Regions from separate parts of the Homo sapiens genome. Here region 1 is linked to region 2. A link is a contact called in ENCODE Hi-C or POLR2A ChIA-PET data. All regions are on one chromosome and are shown on one strand. Each heading gives the region's core, a stretch centred on a gene start or an enhancer-like site at or near the end of the contact. The rest is flanking DNA. Distances are from core to core; before and after follow the strand shown. Region 1 overlaps WWC1 (WW and C2 domain containing 1). Region 2 overlaps WWC1 (WW and C2 domain containing 1).

Evidence for each region. A loop is a pair of places that touch in the nucleus more often than their neighbours do. ChIA-PET counts read pairs that join two places held with the same protein, here RNA polymerase II (POLR2A). Pooled maps may share reads with other maps.
Region 1: a map of PC-9 shows a loop between it and region 2 (3-fold over the local background). The contact joins two enhancer-like sites. A Hi-C loop is called at or near these places in 8 of 168 maps with a recorded cell type or tissue (CD4-positive, alpha-beta memory T cell, Caco-2, Calu3 and 5 more) and 6 of 50 pooled maps. POLR2A ChIA-PET finds 5 or more read pairs at or near these places in 3 of 52 experiments (CD8-positive, alpha-beta memory T cell, MCF 10A and Panc1).

The regions. Positions count from the first base shown.
Region 1 is chr5:168,406,539-168,413,917 of GRCh38, reverse strand. WWC1 (WW and C2 domain containing 1) reads right to left here. Exons shown (of 23, transcript NM_015238.3): 7 at 5,265-5,411; 8 at 3,923-3,996. Among named protein-coding and RNA genes, the nearest start is that of RARS1, 76 kb to the left of the region's middle. RefSeq lists an enhancer at 3,388-4,587. Within about 2 kb of position 4,102, at least 8 of the 41 ENCODE cell types and tissues checked have a DNase peak (open chromatin) inside an H3K27ac peak, as active enhancers do; they include PC-3, PC-9 and mammary epithelial cell, where a contact is called at or near this core.
Region 2 is chr5:168,362,497-168,369,647 of GRCh38, reverse strand. The region is part of intron 1 of WWC1 (WW and C2 domain containing 1); the gene reads right to left. Among named protein-coding and RNA genes, the nearest start is that of WWC1, 74 kb to the right of the region's middle. RefSeq lists an enhancer at 3,996-4,529. Within about 2 kb of position 3,972, at least 13 of the 41 ENCODE cell types and tissues checked have a DNase peak (open chromatin) inside an H3K27ac peak, as active enhancers do; they include PC-3, PC-9 and mammary epithelial cell, where a contact is called at or near this core.

The DNA of each region.
Region 1 (7,379 bases), core at 2,853-5,352, 44 kb before region 2:
AAGTCCTTGCTACTGTTGTTATGACCTGATGTGACTGCTTATTAGGTATGTAACATTGGGCCAATTCCCCAGGCCTTAAAGATAAGAAAAATTCATTCATCAGAATGATTGGGAAGGGTGTCTGGCACATAACAAGTACTGAGTCACTGACAGTTCTGGACCACTAAGACTACAACTACTGACCGCGTATTCTCAATTCAGAGACAGGTAGTGGCACTGTGTGAACAACTGTGGATTTGGGGTCAGAGGCCTGGAGTTGGAGTCCTGGCTCGCTCTGGCCTTCATGATGGAAGGGACCATTTCTCAAGAAAGCATTTTGGTATCACAAGCTTCTAGCACAGTCACTGGTATATTGCAGGCACTAAATAACAGTTAAAGGAAAGAGCTGGCAGCCTCATCCCTTAACTTCTCTAAGACTCCATATCCTCATCTATAAGGCAGAGATGATATGGTACCTATAGGGTGGGTTATGTGAGAACACAGCATTAAGAGCCCTTTATACATTGCCAGGTGTTATATAGATCTTCAGTATTATTATCATTGGGCCAAAATAAGATCCACAGTATAACAATGAATACTGCTACAAATAGCTAACAACAATCATGACATCATCCTTTAGGACTTGGCCTCTGCAAAGTACCATCAGCTCTCACGCCCTGGCCACCCCATCTCTAAAGGGTGATTAAGATAGGAGTTGTTCACCTGGTTGGACAGATGCCCAGGGAGGATATGATGCACCTAAGACTGCAAATCATAAACGTGGCCAACACTTGTTGAGACCAGAGGCCTCTGGACTCCCAGTTCAATCTTACGTGCAGACAATGTGGCCCAATTCTTATTTTATCAGAACACTGCTGGGGACAAAATTTACCATGATGTGCAGCAAAAATTCCATGTAGAAAAACATACCTAGATTTGCTTGTTCCCCAGGCAAGTGTCCCAGGAGGAATTCTTATACACTTGACCCTTGGTATCTGCAGGGGATTGGTTCCAGGACCTCCCACAGGTACCAAAATTCATGGATGCTCAAGTGCTTTATATAAAATGGCATAGTGTTTACATATAACCTATGCATACTCTCCTGTATACTTTAAATCATCTCTAGATTACTTATAATACCCAACACAATGTAAATGCTATGTAAATAGTTGTTATACTATATTTAAAAATTTGTATTGTTTTTTAATTTTTTTTCCTGGATACTTTTGATCCTTGGTTGGTTGAATCTGCAGATGCAGAACCCGTGGGTACAGAGGACTGACTGTAGTTAGTTATTTAAATTCACATTCATGTATACAGTAATCTATCAAGATCAGCTTTGAGACAACTTTGTAGCTGCTGTTCTGCAGTACTTTGAGAACGAAATGGTATGGTAAGGCCGGGCAGGGGCTCCACCATATGCAGGACATTGGGAAGTGACTGATGCTTTACTGGATATACTTTCTCTTTCCCTATGTCAATGCTCCTTAAATTTCAGGCCTTACATCCTTTTAAGAATCTGATAAACACAACTAGTCTCTCTTCTCAGAAATGCATGTGTGACAAAACTTGACATCCAATGATCAGACCCTCCTTGGATTACAGACACCTCCCTTCCCTCTTTCAAGTCCTGAAGCTTGCTTTCCCATTGAGCAGGCTGCTCTGTCCTTTACACTAAAATGAGCTTCGGGTGGAGGGGCAAGCAAGAGGCTGCATAAAGTCAGATGAGCTAGGAAGCTCTGTGATGAGAAGTCTAATGGCTCAACTCCAGAGAGAGCACTGCAGTCCTTTAGTGTCTCAAGGACTGACCATCTAAGACAGGCATTCCTGCAGGATGGAACAGATCCAAGGTTCAGAGTGGTCCTCTTCAGAGAGAACAAGAAGTGGCTGTCCAAATACAGATGTCTTGCTGTTTTGCTGGACGCCTGGGGGAGCTGAAATAGTACATAGGACATCTGTTTTTTTCTACCTGACCAGTATTCAATTCCTTCTTCTTTTGTTAATAATATTCCAATTTGTCTTTGGGAAATCACTCCTTTCGTACTTTCAAGTCACCTGGTTCCCATACAGCTGACTTTTCCCAGCACTGGAAACACGACGCATGCCTAGACCTTTAGAGAATCCTAATTTTGCCCACCCCCAACTGTCCTGTAACAAAGCTTGGTTCACCCAAAAATGCCAGGGAGTCTCAAACCCAAGGCTAGTTAAAACTATTGGGAAAGGTAGGCCCCCTTTCCACAGGGATTGCTAACCTGGTAGTGTGTAAGCTCCGAATTGCTGGGAGTTGCCTGGCCACATTGACAGGAAAGTCTGCTGGAGGGTAAAGCCAACATAAAGGCAAGCAGGGTGAAGAAAAGGAGAGAGACTGAGTCTGGGTAACATCATCTGAGTCCCTGGATCCAGCTGTGCCTGAAGCTAGGTATCTCAGGACTTTGGAGTTAAATAACACAATACATTCCCTTTTTTGCTTTCTCTGGTTTCTATTAGATTTCTGTCATCTCTGCAAAGAGTTCTACTATTCACACAGAGTTGGCAGAGGGGCAGAGCTGGGCACTGCCATGCTTCACCTGGCCTGGCTGAGAAGGTCCACAGGCCAGGCAACTTAGTCTAGGAAGGAATGGATGCAATGTGCCTGGCTTCCATCCACACCACAATGCCCAGGGCATTCTTTGCCAGTAACACTGGCTCAGAGTACAGAAAGATCATGAACTTGGCCGGGTGCGGTAGCTCACATCTGTAATCCCAGCACTTTGGGAGGCTGAGGTGGGTGGATCACAAGGTCAGGAGACTGAGACCATCCTGGCTAACACGGTGAAACCCCGTCTCTACTAAAAAATACAAAAAAATTAGCCGGGCGTTGTGACGGGTGCCTGTAGTCCCAGCTACTCGGGAGGCTGAGGCAGGAGAATGGCGTGAACCCGGGAGGCGGAGCTTGCAGATCGCGCCACTGCACTCCATCCTGGGTGACAGAGCGAGACTCCGTCTCAAAAAAAAAAAAAAAAAAAAAGCAAAGATCATGAACTTAAAGACAGATTGTCCAGGATTCAAATTCTGCCTCTACCACCTGGAATAGTCATGAAATATCTTGGTCTTACCTTTCTCCTCTCTAACATGGAGATAATAAGATAGACCCTGTGCTATAAGGTTGCTTTTAAAATTAAATGAGAAGATGCATTGCTTTTAAAATTAAATGAGAAGATGCATGCACAAATGTTTTAGTACAATAAACAATCTCAGCCAAGGGTAGTGGTGCGTGCCTGTAATCCCAGCTACTCAGGAGGCTGAGGTGGGAGGATCAATTAAGGCCAGGAGTTCAAGACCAGCCTGAGTAACATAGCGAGACCCTGTCCCTAAAAAAGAAAACAAAGTAATTAAAAATAAAAATCTCTTTAGGCCTATAACAGATGCTCTAAAAATGTCAGCTTTGATTATTATTTTGATTTTACTTGTGGTAGTGGAACCTGATTGCTTAGGATTCTGTGAAGCCACAGAACATCTAAATCCCAGAGGTCTACACTGCTTAAAAGCCCAGCTTGCTCCCAGCTGTGCAGGAGACACTGAAGTGGGTAGTGTCCATAATCTTTTTAGCCTGTTGCTGAAATTCCAGTTGTACTCCTTCAAACCAAAATGCTTACAGGATCATGGGAAAGCCTCGGTTGCAGAAATCAAGACAGGCAAGTGGGAAGATAACTCGGCTTTGAGGTTAAACAGATCTGGGTTCAAAGCATAGTTTCACTCTCTGTCTTGTGAAGTGTCCTGGGTGAGTCATTTCCTCTCTGAATTTCAGAGAGGATGAAAATATAAAAAGTATAATAACTATCTTCATAATCTTTGTGAGGATTAAAGAAGACGAAGTGTGTGAAAAGCTAAGCACAGAGCAGGCATTCTACAATAGTAGTTATTATTTTTGGAACCATCCCGCCCCTAGCCCCAGCCCAATTACCTTCTCTTAGCCTCTTCATATCGAAGGCGCAATCTGACCTTCTCTGCCAACTGATTGTTGCTGTTGATGCCGAACTGGAGGAGAAGAACAAAGTCAGGAATTATGTGGCTGTTGTGGCCGGTGCTGAGTTGGGTTTCGAGGGCTCATGAGAGACTTGACAGCTTGCGTGGGCAGTAGCCAAGAATAGCCCCCGGTGACTGGGCTGGCGGTGCAGATCGCAGGGAAGCTGGTTAAGCAAAAACACTTTCCTCCCTTCAGGCCACGGGAAGAACCGTACGCTCAGACATCGATCACTTTGAAAATAGAAGCCAAAAGCCCAGAATATCATCTTGCAGCCCCAAATGGCTTGGCTTGGTGCCCATTCAAGCCACAGAAGCATGGAGGACAGTTGGTGAGGAGGAAACAGGGATAGCCAATATCAAGAAACTCATTCTAGGGGCACTGGTGAGGGGATCCATAGAAAACTCAGAGGCTGCAGTCAGGAGTGAAACACTGGGTAGTTGGGGAGAAGACCCCTGCACTCACAAAGAGGGGTACAGTTCCTTTACAAATACTTTGGCCTGCAGATGGCTAGTAGCTGGACACATGGTGGTATGGGGAAGGAAGGGACAGCCTCTTTTTCTGTGCTAGTCTGTTAAGAGCAGCAAGAAGCTACAAGGCTCACCGGTCACCCTTGGACAAGTGGGAAGACAGCTATGGAACTTAGATAGGAACAGCATATAGAGGCTGTCCGCCACAGAGGCTGGAAGGCAGATTCGTTCAATGTTGCTGGCTCTAGTAAAACAAAAGCTCTCCAAAAGTTACGAGGCACCATGGTTCAGCCCTACTCTAACTCTTTCCTGAGCCACATCTGGACAGTGCTTTCACTATTCATAACTAGGACTGGACTGAGCTTTGGAACTGGGAGTCAAGCAGCTGCCTGAAAGCTGCATGCATTGTTTTGAGACTAACAGGAGGAAAATATCCTCTGCTGTCCAGCTGGGGAAAGAAAAATGAAAATGGAACTGCAAAATAGTATGGAAAAAAAAAACCAGAGAAAGACATTTTGTCCTTTAAACATGCTTTCTGTGCAGCATTAAGAGACACAAGCACCTGGCCAGGCAATACTCAGGGCCATGACGTCCGTCAGTGCAGGCTTTTCCTCCACAGCATCACATCATATCCTCCTGGGGCCAGGAGGTCTGTAAGAGAACAGAGCTCCAGAGGGCTGAGGCAGCAGCCAGCCCTGCAGAGAACCCCTGGCCAGCTCCCTGGTGAGCCATGAGAAGGCAGCTGTCCATTACAGCAGCCTCCCAGCTGCCATCCTGTGGAAGGCCCCCAGCAACCTGCCCCGTCTACTCACGCTTCCCGAGATGTCTGTCTGGGAGCTCACATCCAGGTACTGTTTCGGTAGCGGGAAACTCGAACTCTCCAGAGAGCTGCTGCTGGACCACAGGTCTGAGTGAGACCCCCTGTCAGTGCGGAAGCCGTCCTTCAACATGGCAAGGCTCTGAAGGAGGGGAGAGCAGGGTTAGTGATGCGCCTTCCCAGGAGGGAGCTCTGGGTCTGCCACGCTCCCTGTGCTTCCCTCTCTACCCTCCCTTAATTTAGGAACCTGTGCCCTCCCCAGATATCCTACTGATCCTGTGATAGAGAGCTAGCAGTGAGTGGGTCCTTGCTGTGTGCCAGGCTCTGCGCTGGGCCTATGACATAGGAGAAACCGGTGTGGATGCCGACTCTGGAGCCACATGCCCTAGTTGGAATCCCTGCTCTGCTGCTTCCCAGCTGTGTGACTTGACCTAGCTGAATAACCTCTCTTTGCCTCAATTTCCTCTCCTATAAAATGGGAATAATCAGCTGGGTGCTCATGCCTGTAATCCCAGTGCTTTGAGAGGCCGAGCTGGGAGGATCACTTGAGGCCAGGAATTCAAGATCAGCCTGGGCAACACAGTGGGACTCCCATCTCTAAAAAAAAAAAAAAAAAAAAATAGCTGGATGTGGCGGTGCATGTCTGTAGTTCCAACTACTTGGGAGGCTGAGGTGGGAGGATTGCTTGAGCCCAGGAGTTTGACGCTGCAGTGAGCTATGATCATGCCACTGCATTCCAGCCTGGGTGATAGAGCGAGACCCTGGTTCTTAAAAAAAAAAGGGGGGAAGAATCGCAGGTCCTATCTCACAGGGCCATCATCTTGATTAAATGAGATGACAAGTATAAAACACTAGTGAATACAGCCCATACTCAGTAACTGTCAGCTTTACCAGAGTCTTACTGAATCCTGACAATAGTCATACAAAGAATGACCTATGATTATCCCCAATTTATCGATGAGAAGCTGGCAATTGACCGAGGCAAGATTTGGACCTGGTCTATCTGGCTTAAGGCTCCATGATCTCAACCACTAATCATAACAGGAACATGCCTCACTGTCCATGAGCTCTTCATCTAAATGTTTTCACTGGGCTGCTGTCCTGGGCAGGAGCTTCCAAACTGTTCTGTTTCTCATAGAGCATACAGCTTCCTTCACTAAGTCATTTATAGCATCTCTGAGGACTCCTAATCTGCCAGTGAAATATCTGAGGTCAGGGTGGTTTGTGGAAAGGGAGGTGATATGTACAGGGGGTAAGAGAATGGGTCTGTAAGTCAGGGTTTGAATCACCGCTCTAGCTTCCTCTCTGAGTTGTACAGTCTTTTTTCTGTAGGATGGGGATAAACTAGGGTTGATTTAAGAGATGAGACATGATGCATACAAAAGGCTTGGCATAATCACCTGGCACATTACATAATATCTATTATAATTTGTTCAGTTCCCAGCATAGAGGCAGAACACACAATGAAATGCTTATAGAGATGCTACATTTTGATGTCAGAGGTTAATGATGTTGAAACCACCTCCCTCCATTTCATTCCTTGAAAAATAAGGCAGGGGCCAGGTGCGCTGGCTCAAGCCTGTAATCCCAGCACTTTGGGAGGCTAAGGTGGGAGAATCTCTTGAGCCCAGGAGTTATCAAGACCAGCCTGAGCAACATAGCAAGACTCTCTCTCTCTCTCTTTATTTATTTATTTATTTATTTTTTGAGACAGAGTCTCACTGTTTCGCCCAGGCCAGACTGCAGTGGTGCTATCTCGGCTCACTGCAAGCTCCACCTCCTGGGTTCACGCCATTCTCCTGCCTCAGCCTCCCGAGTAGCTGGGACTACAGGCGCCCGCCACTGCAACTGGCTTATTTTTTGTATTTTTTAGTAGAGACGGGGTTTCTCCGTGTTAGCCAGGATGGTCTCGATCTCCTGACCCCATGATCCGCCCGCCTCAGCCTCCCAAAGTGCTGGGATTACAGGCGTGAGCCACCGCGCCCGGCCGACTCTCCCTATTAAAAAATAAAAGTTTAAAAAACAAAGAAAAAATAAGTCAGGTAGTTAGAGCTAGTGGCAAGGATGTGGCCTTTGGACTAGGCCAGATGACTTCCATTCCAACTCTGCC
Region 2 (7,151 bases), core at 2,723-5,222:
CTGCTGCACTGTGGAAGGCTGCTGGTTCCATGAGGATGAGGCCAGAGGTATGTGATGTGCAATACACTATGTGCTAAATTAGCCGGGTATGGTGGTACACACCTGTAGTCCCAGCTACTTGGGAGGCTGAGGTGGAAGAACTGCTTGAGCCCAGGAGTTGGAGGCTGCAGTTAGCTGTGATGGCACCACTGCATTACAAGCTGGGCAACAGAGCCAGACCCTGACTCTAAAACACCACCACCACCACCAACAACAACAACAAAACAAATAAGGGTTCAGTAAGCATCACTTACTGGCTGTGTGAGTTAGGCAACTTACTTTCCTTCTCTGAGCTTCAGTATTCTTATCTGTATAATGAGGACAGTACTAACTCTCCATTTGTTGGGTGGGTTAAATAAGGCCATGTTTGTGAGTACTTTTAGCACAGGTGCTAGTGTGAATGGGCACTCAAAAATCATTAGTTATCCTTACCTCCATTTACCAGAAGGAGAAACTGAGGCTAAGAAAGACTAAATAACATTCTCAATGTCAAAGACAAAGCTGGGATTTCAAGCAAGATGGCTGGTCTCTAGGGCCCCTGCAGGGAGCTACCAGATTATCTTGAAAGCTGACACCTTCATTGCATCTCCTAAGCCCCACGGGAAAACACAAACTACCATTTTGGAGTAGAAGGAGGGAAAATGGGGTAGACACAGGTGATGGGGACTTCCCTCAGCTCAGGATGCACTTGGTTCAGGAGCATCTGCTCCAAACGACCTGGATGAAGTTTCCCCAAAGCCGTCTCCAGGCCACCCGCCACCACCCTCCATGCCCTGCCAGATGTCAGAAACAAAAGGCCACTTCTCTCAGTGTCTTGCTTAAAGTTTTTTAAGTGGTTTGTTCCCTCTTCCTTATGGAGAATGAAGACCAGCAACCAAGAGCAAAGCCTCATCTAACATCACCTCATCTAACAAAGCCTTGAAAGGGGCTCTGAAGGAAAGCTCCACACGCAGGTATGCCTTCCATGGGGAGTGACTCCATGGCTGATGACAGGTCAATCTGTGGGGAAACAGGCATGGTCAGGCCACCAGAGAGATCATTCTGGCTCATTCCTCCACCTGCACTGTGCCCAGAGAAGTCCCACCTACCAGAAGAGGTATGAATCTTATATAGACAGTTTGCAACCCAGAAAACCAAGAAGATACGTCCCCTTCCCAACAGCTCCCCTGTTTCTGCGTATAGATCATCACTTTTCAAAATTCCTCCTTGGAGATTAATTAAGTGATTTTAATCAGTGGTGCATCCAAGCTACAGAATCCTGTGTCTGGCATAATTGGTGCTCAATAAATATTTGTGCAATGGGTGAATAATGTAATGAATATGTAGGAACAACCAAAAAAGATGAAGTGTTCTGGCCAGGTGTGGTGGCTTACACCTGTAATCCCAGCTACTTGGGAGGCAGAGGCAGGAGAAGCACTTGAACCCGGGAGGTGGAGGTTGCGATGAGCCGAGATCGTGCCGTTGCACTCCAGCCTGGGTAACAAGAACAAAACTCCGTCTCAAAAAAAAAAAAAAAAAGATGAAGTGTTCTTTATTTTGCTAACATGAAAGATGCTCTCAATATACTCTGAGAAAAACAACACTGTTCAAAGATAAAAGCTACAGGATACTGTTACAGTATGACATTTTGCCTGAAGAGAGTGTGTGTGTGTGTGTTAGTAAAGAAACTGGAAAGACACAGATTGAAACGCTATCTGAATATAGGGATTTCAGTGTAATTTTATTTCTTCTCTTTCTTTTTTTTTATTAATTTATTTGTTGTGTTCATATATTAATCATAACTAAAATGTTGAATAAGGGCTAACTCTAGGCCTAGAAAGCAAGCTGTGTATGTGACATTCCCTTTCCAGGTAGCAGGTGCTCTTACTCTGTTTTGCAAATAAGAAAACATGCTCGGCATCACACAGTTAGTAAACACCACAGGTATAACCTGAAGTTCCACTGCCAGATTCCAAAACTCGAGCTCTGCTAATAAAAATTAACAAGACTGGGCCAGGCGCAGTGGCTCATGCCTGTAATCCCAGCACTTTGGGAGGCCGAGGCGGGCGGATCACGAGGTCAGGAGATCGAGACCACGGTGAAACCCCTTCTCTACTAAAAATACAAAAAATTAGCCGGGCGCAGTGGCGGGCGCCTGTAGTCCCAGCTACTCGGGAGGCTGAGGCAGGAGAATGGCGTGAACCCGGGAGGCGGAGCTTGCAGTGAGCCGAGATCCCGCCACTGCACTCCAGCCTGGGGGACAGAGCAAGACTCCGTCTCAAAATAAATAAGTAAATAAATAAAAAATAACAAGACGAAGGGTGAGTCTCAGAACAATCTGGAACACAGAGCAAGCTGTGCTAGAGATACAGAAGGTGAAATGAGACAAGAGGGACATCTGAAGCAGGCAAAAGGCATGGGGGCTTTAGCATATTTGGGACCTTCAGTTATCTATGTGTTGGTGCAAGGATATTCAATAGACCTGGGAAATCCATGGCTGCTTAATAAAGAGGCAATTAAGTGTTTCAAAGTCGGCTGGGTGCAGTGGCTCACACCTGTAATCTCAGCATTTGGGAGGCTGAGGCGGGTGGATCACCCGAGGTCAGGAGTTCAAGACCAGCCTGGCAAACATGGTGAAACTCCATCTCTATTAAAAATACAAAAATTAGCTGGGCATGGTGGCAGGCACTTGTAATCCCAGCTACTCGGGAGGCTGAGCCAGGAGAATCGCTTGAACCTGGGAGGCGGAGGCTGCAGTGAGCTGAGATCACACCACTGCACTCCAGAGCAAGATTCCATCTCAAAAAAAAAAAAAAAAAAAAAAAAAGTGTTTCAAAGTCATTAATACAAATGATTTACTGAGCTTGCTGGGTGTGAGGATGGAGATGGGGTTAGGAGGACGGGACTGAAACCCCGAAAATGTGTCACTATCTGGAAAACCATTAACTCCACTGATTGTTCCAGCCTTACACGTTGAGATGTCAGAGCCAAATACATTTATTCGCTCCAAGCATCAGTAATGTGACAGACATGTGGATACCCTACCAGGACACAATGCTGATTCCACTTGCAGTGAACACAGACACTGTGCCCAAGAGAAATAAAGCAGAGGGAGGCAAGAGGACCCAAAGCTAGAAGGAGAGGGCAAAGGAGAGAGAAACACTTTGGGTTTGATATTCTCATTCCCCTTTGATGCGATCACAGGGGAAATGCCAGAGGGCTGACTGACTGATATCCTGACTCCCAGAGCTCTTCCATGGGAAACAAGGAAGTGCCTATGGAAGGCTATGCAACTTACAAGAAATCTGGACAGCAAGATTCTCTCCGGAACAAATGCCAAGAGGGAGATGAATTATTCAGTGTGTAGAGATGTGTCATTCAGGATGAAGAGATGTGTTTTTGGCTGCACAAAGATTTAAACAGACACACTCACACATACATACATGCACACACTCACTCTTCCTGGCAGTTAAGGAGAGGAATTGTCCATTTAAACCAGCCACCCCCCGTCCCCCAGGAACTGTGGGTGCTCCACTGGCCTGAAATGTTTCACCTTGGGCAAGTGCTAAGGATGCAACCTGGGAAGAAATGTCCACTTTCAGATGTGGCCAGGACTTGGGGGCCTGCCTGGAACTCCCAGCCCCCACCCTCGGGTGAAGCAATTCACCACCATCCAGCCTGGTTCAGTCGGTCCCTGCTTCCAGCCTCCACAACTCGGGCTGCCGAAAACCCCAATTGTGAAATCAAATGACCCAGATGCTGGAGGGGCAAGAAGGGAGGGTGCCAGACAAGAACGAGTTCTGCCTCTTCTTAATTACAAATCTCTAAAGGAGCACAAACATTCCTGAATGTTTCTCAACAGGCCCTCCTGGAAAAACGGCCAGATGTGTCGCTGTGGAGACAGGTAGGTTCTGCCAGGAGCACCCTACAAACAGCACACAGGCACACCTGTCGGGGAGAGCCACCCCGGGGGCTGGAAGCCTCCCTTACCCTCCTCTCAGGGGCAACCACCAGTGGGTAACTGGTAGTTACTTTCCTACGGGCTGTGAGGACATGAGACCACGGTGGGCATTCGGCATTCTGACAATGTGCCTTTTCTAAGGAGGCAGCTCAGAGGAGGAGAGGAAAGCCTTCTGCCAAGTTTAATACTGGGTGGTGATTCTCTCGGGACTGAAGAATGCATACCCTATCTTTCATGTTCCTAGTGTTTCCCAAGCAAGTCCCAGCTTCCCACAGTAACCTCTTTATTACCGTCCAGCAGGATGCTGGCCTGCTCTCTCTGAGGGCTGGCTGGGCGGGATCACTTTCTAAAGGGCCCTCCAGACTCCAAGCCAAGAACTGTCCAAACTTTCAGCCGAACCTCTCCTCCCCAGCCCAGGCACAATGGCCAGGCTGGTTCTTCCCGCCCTGGGCTGTTTCACACGCATAGTTCCCATAGCTAAGGTTGCACAATTCCTGATAATGCTCCTTCACCTGGGGCTGCTGCAGAACACCATTTCTAAGCAGTCCCTTCACCTTTAGCTCCGGGGAGGCCAGAATGAACAGGAAGAAAGGCAACGTTTGAAGTCCTTCTTCCTTTAATTCAGTTTGGTTCAGACTCTTTTACTCATTGTCTAACAAATCTGGGCATGATAAAAATAACCATCTCTCAAGTTTGTTAGGAGAGCTGAGCACATGACACACAGCAGAGCCTTCGTTAACACCAGCTACAGAGGAAAGAGACAGATAGGGCCCTGCCCTTACAGTCTAGAGGGCGAGATGCACCCCAGCCAGAAGCAAATCAAGAGGGCCATTTCAGAGAGATCCATGCTATTCAGGTGAAGTGGAGGCGGAGGTCAGCTTTGGCGGCTCTGGGGCCTGGGTATGCACTTTGGATTATTCCTCTGACCACTGCCCTTGTGTTGAGCTGGAGGGTGACCCAGAGACACTCTCTGCCTCACCCTCCACTCTCATCCTTCCACCCTCATTTCAATCAATCCACCAAGCAACAAGCATTTATCAAGTGAGTATGGCACTCCAGGCCCATGCTAGGCACTACGAGGGCTCAGACGCTTGAAGAAGCCATGTTTCTGCTTCCAGGGGCAGAGGGTCTGGCCGGGGAACAAGACTCACACTCCAAACAGGCAGGGAGTCATCCCCACAACATTCCATGGGAGTGTATGTGGCTGTAACGCTACCCGCGGCCTGAGCCACAGGTAATTAGAGGATGCAGGGATATTTAATAAGGTGCTACGTCAGCAGTATAGACGCGAAAGGCCAACGGGCCATGGGCAGGGAGAGAATGCAGCAATGGGGTGTAGTCAGGGAGGGCTGGGGAGGGGAGGAGGAAAGAGCTGTGGTCAGCTCCATGGTTAAGGAGGAGGCAGGGTAGATGTTACCCACAAAGGCTCAGGAATGGGATGCGAGGCTGAAACCCAGGCTCCACCTCTTCCAGAACTGTAGGTGGGTTATGTAACCTGCTTGAGAGGAGTTTTCTTCTCTGTGAAACTTACACAGGAAGGCCCACTCTCATAAGGGTGTTGTGGGGATTAAATGAGATAACCTATACAGTATCTAGTGCCGGGACTGGCACAAGACAAGCCCTTGATAAATGTGGGTTGCAAACATAATCAGAGAGTTCTGCGCGTTGTGAAGAATCACATCACCCTTTATCTCAAATCCTTAACACGTGAGCTATCATCACCACCATCACCACACCCACCATTATCAGTCTTCACCCTAAGAGATACACGGTGGTGGTTAAAACTCACAAGTCTGGAGTCAGCCATCTGGGTCCCAATGCAGGCACTGTCACTCATTAGCTCTGTCCCCTTGGGCATGAACTCTAACCTGTGTGGCTTTGTTTCCTCATCCATAAGATGGGGGTGCTCAAAGTCACCGCTGCGTTAAAATGGGCTGTGCTGACCACATGGCATTCAGGGTTCAATCTACATTGGCTGTTAGGATGAGTTAGGTTTTATACCCCGATTTTCATGATGGGGAAACTGAAGCAAAATAATTGTCCTGGCTTGCACAGCTAATAAACCTTGCACTGTATTCTATCACCTCCCTTCCTGGAGGAGCTGGGACTGCTTAAACCATCTTTTTTTTTTTTTTTTTTTTTTTGAGACAGAGTCTGGCTCTGTCACCCAGGCTGGAGTACAGTGGCGTGATCTAAGCTCACTGCAATCTCTACCTCCCAGGGTTCAAGTGATTTTCCTGCCTCAGCCTCCTGAGTAGCTGGGACTACAGGTGCCCGCCACCATGCCGGGCTAATTTTTGTACTTTTAGTAGAGGCGGGATTTCCCCATGTTTGTCAGTCTGGTCTCAAACTCCTGACCTCAAGTGATCCTCCTGCCTCGGCCTCCCAAAATTCTGGGATTACAGGTGTGAGCCACCACACCTGGCTTCCTCTCTCTTTTTAGAAAGTTAAATGGGAGAAGGTAGGAGACAGTAGCTGAATTGGATTTGGTTCTCAAAATCTGCTCTCTGAAGGAGGAGGCATTTATACCTGGAATTCCCAAGTTCTTCTTCTCGTAAACACTTCCCTTCCTCTTGTTCTCTACCCTCCGAACACCTGTCTCAAAATTCTGGCTTTTCCACCCTTAGATCTCCTTGTTTCCCTACTCTGTTTGGGCTGGCTTACCCAGAAGTTTTCTTGGCCTAGTTATTCCCATCCTAAAATTCTTTTATAGAAAAAAGAAGAGGAGGGAGGGCTGGAGGGGAGATTCCAGACGGTTCCTCCACCCCAAACCCTCCCTACCTTCAGACTAGGCCCCCACAAACCAGTGGCTCACCTCCCCACTGCCAAATCTTGGATTCTGTCTTCCCTCTGCCCTGCTGGGTTGGTGAGATCACACACCTGTGCCCTTTGGGTCCATCCCCTTCCTTCACCTCCATCTTGAGTCTCTATGCTTATCTGTTCCCACTCACTGACATGGGGTGAATCCAGGCTGCTAATCCCCTCTGTGTGCTGCCTGTTGGGTTTAAGATTTCAGTTCTGAGAACCAAATCATGGATTAGAGTAGGTAAAGCCAACGGACAACCTGAGGGCCAAATTCAGCCTGAAGATATGTTTGTTGATCTACTACAGTGCTATATTTTAAAAACGGACTTAGCACACCTTTGGGGACAGGCACTGTCTGGATGCACTT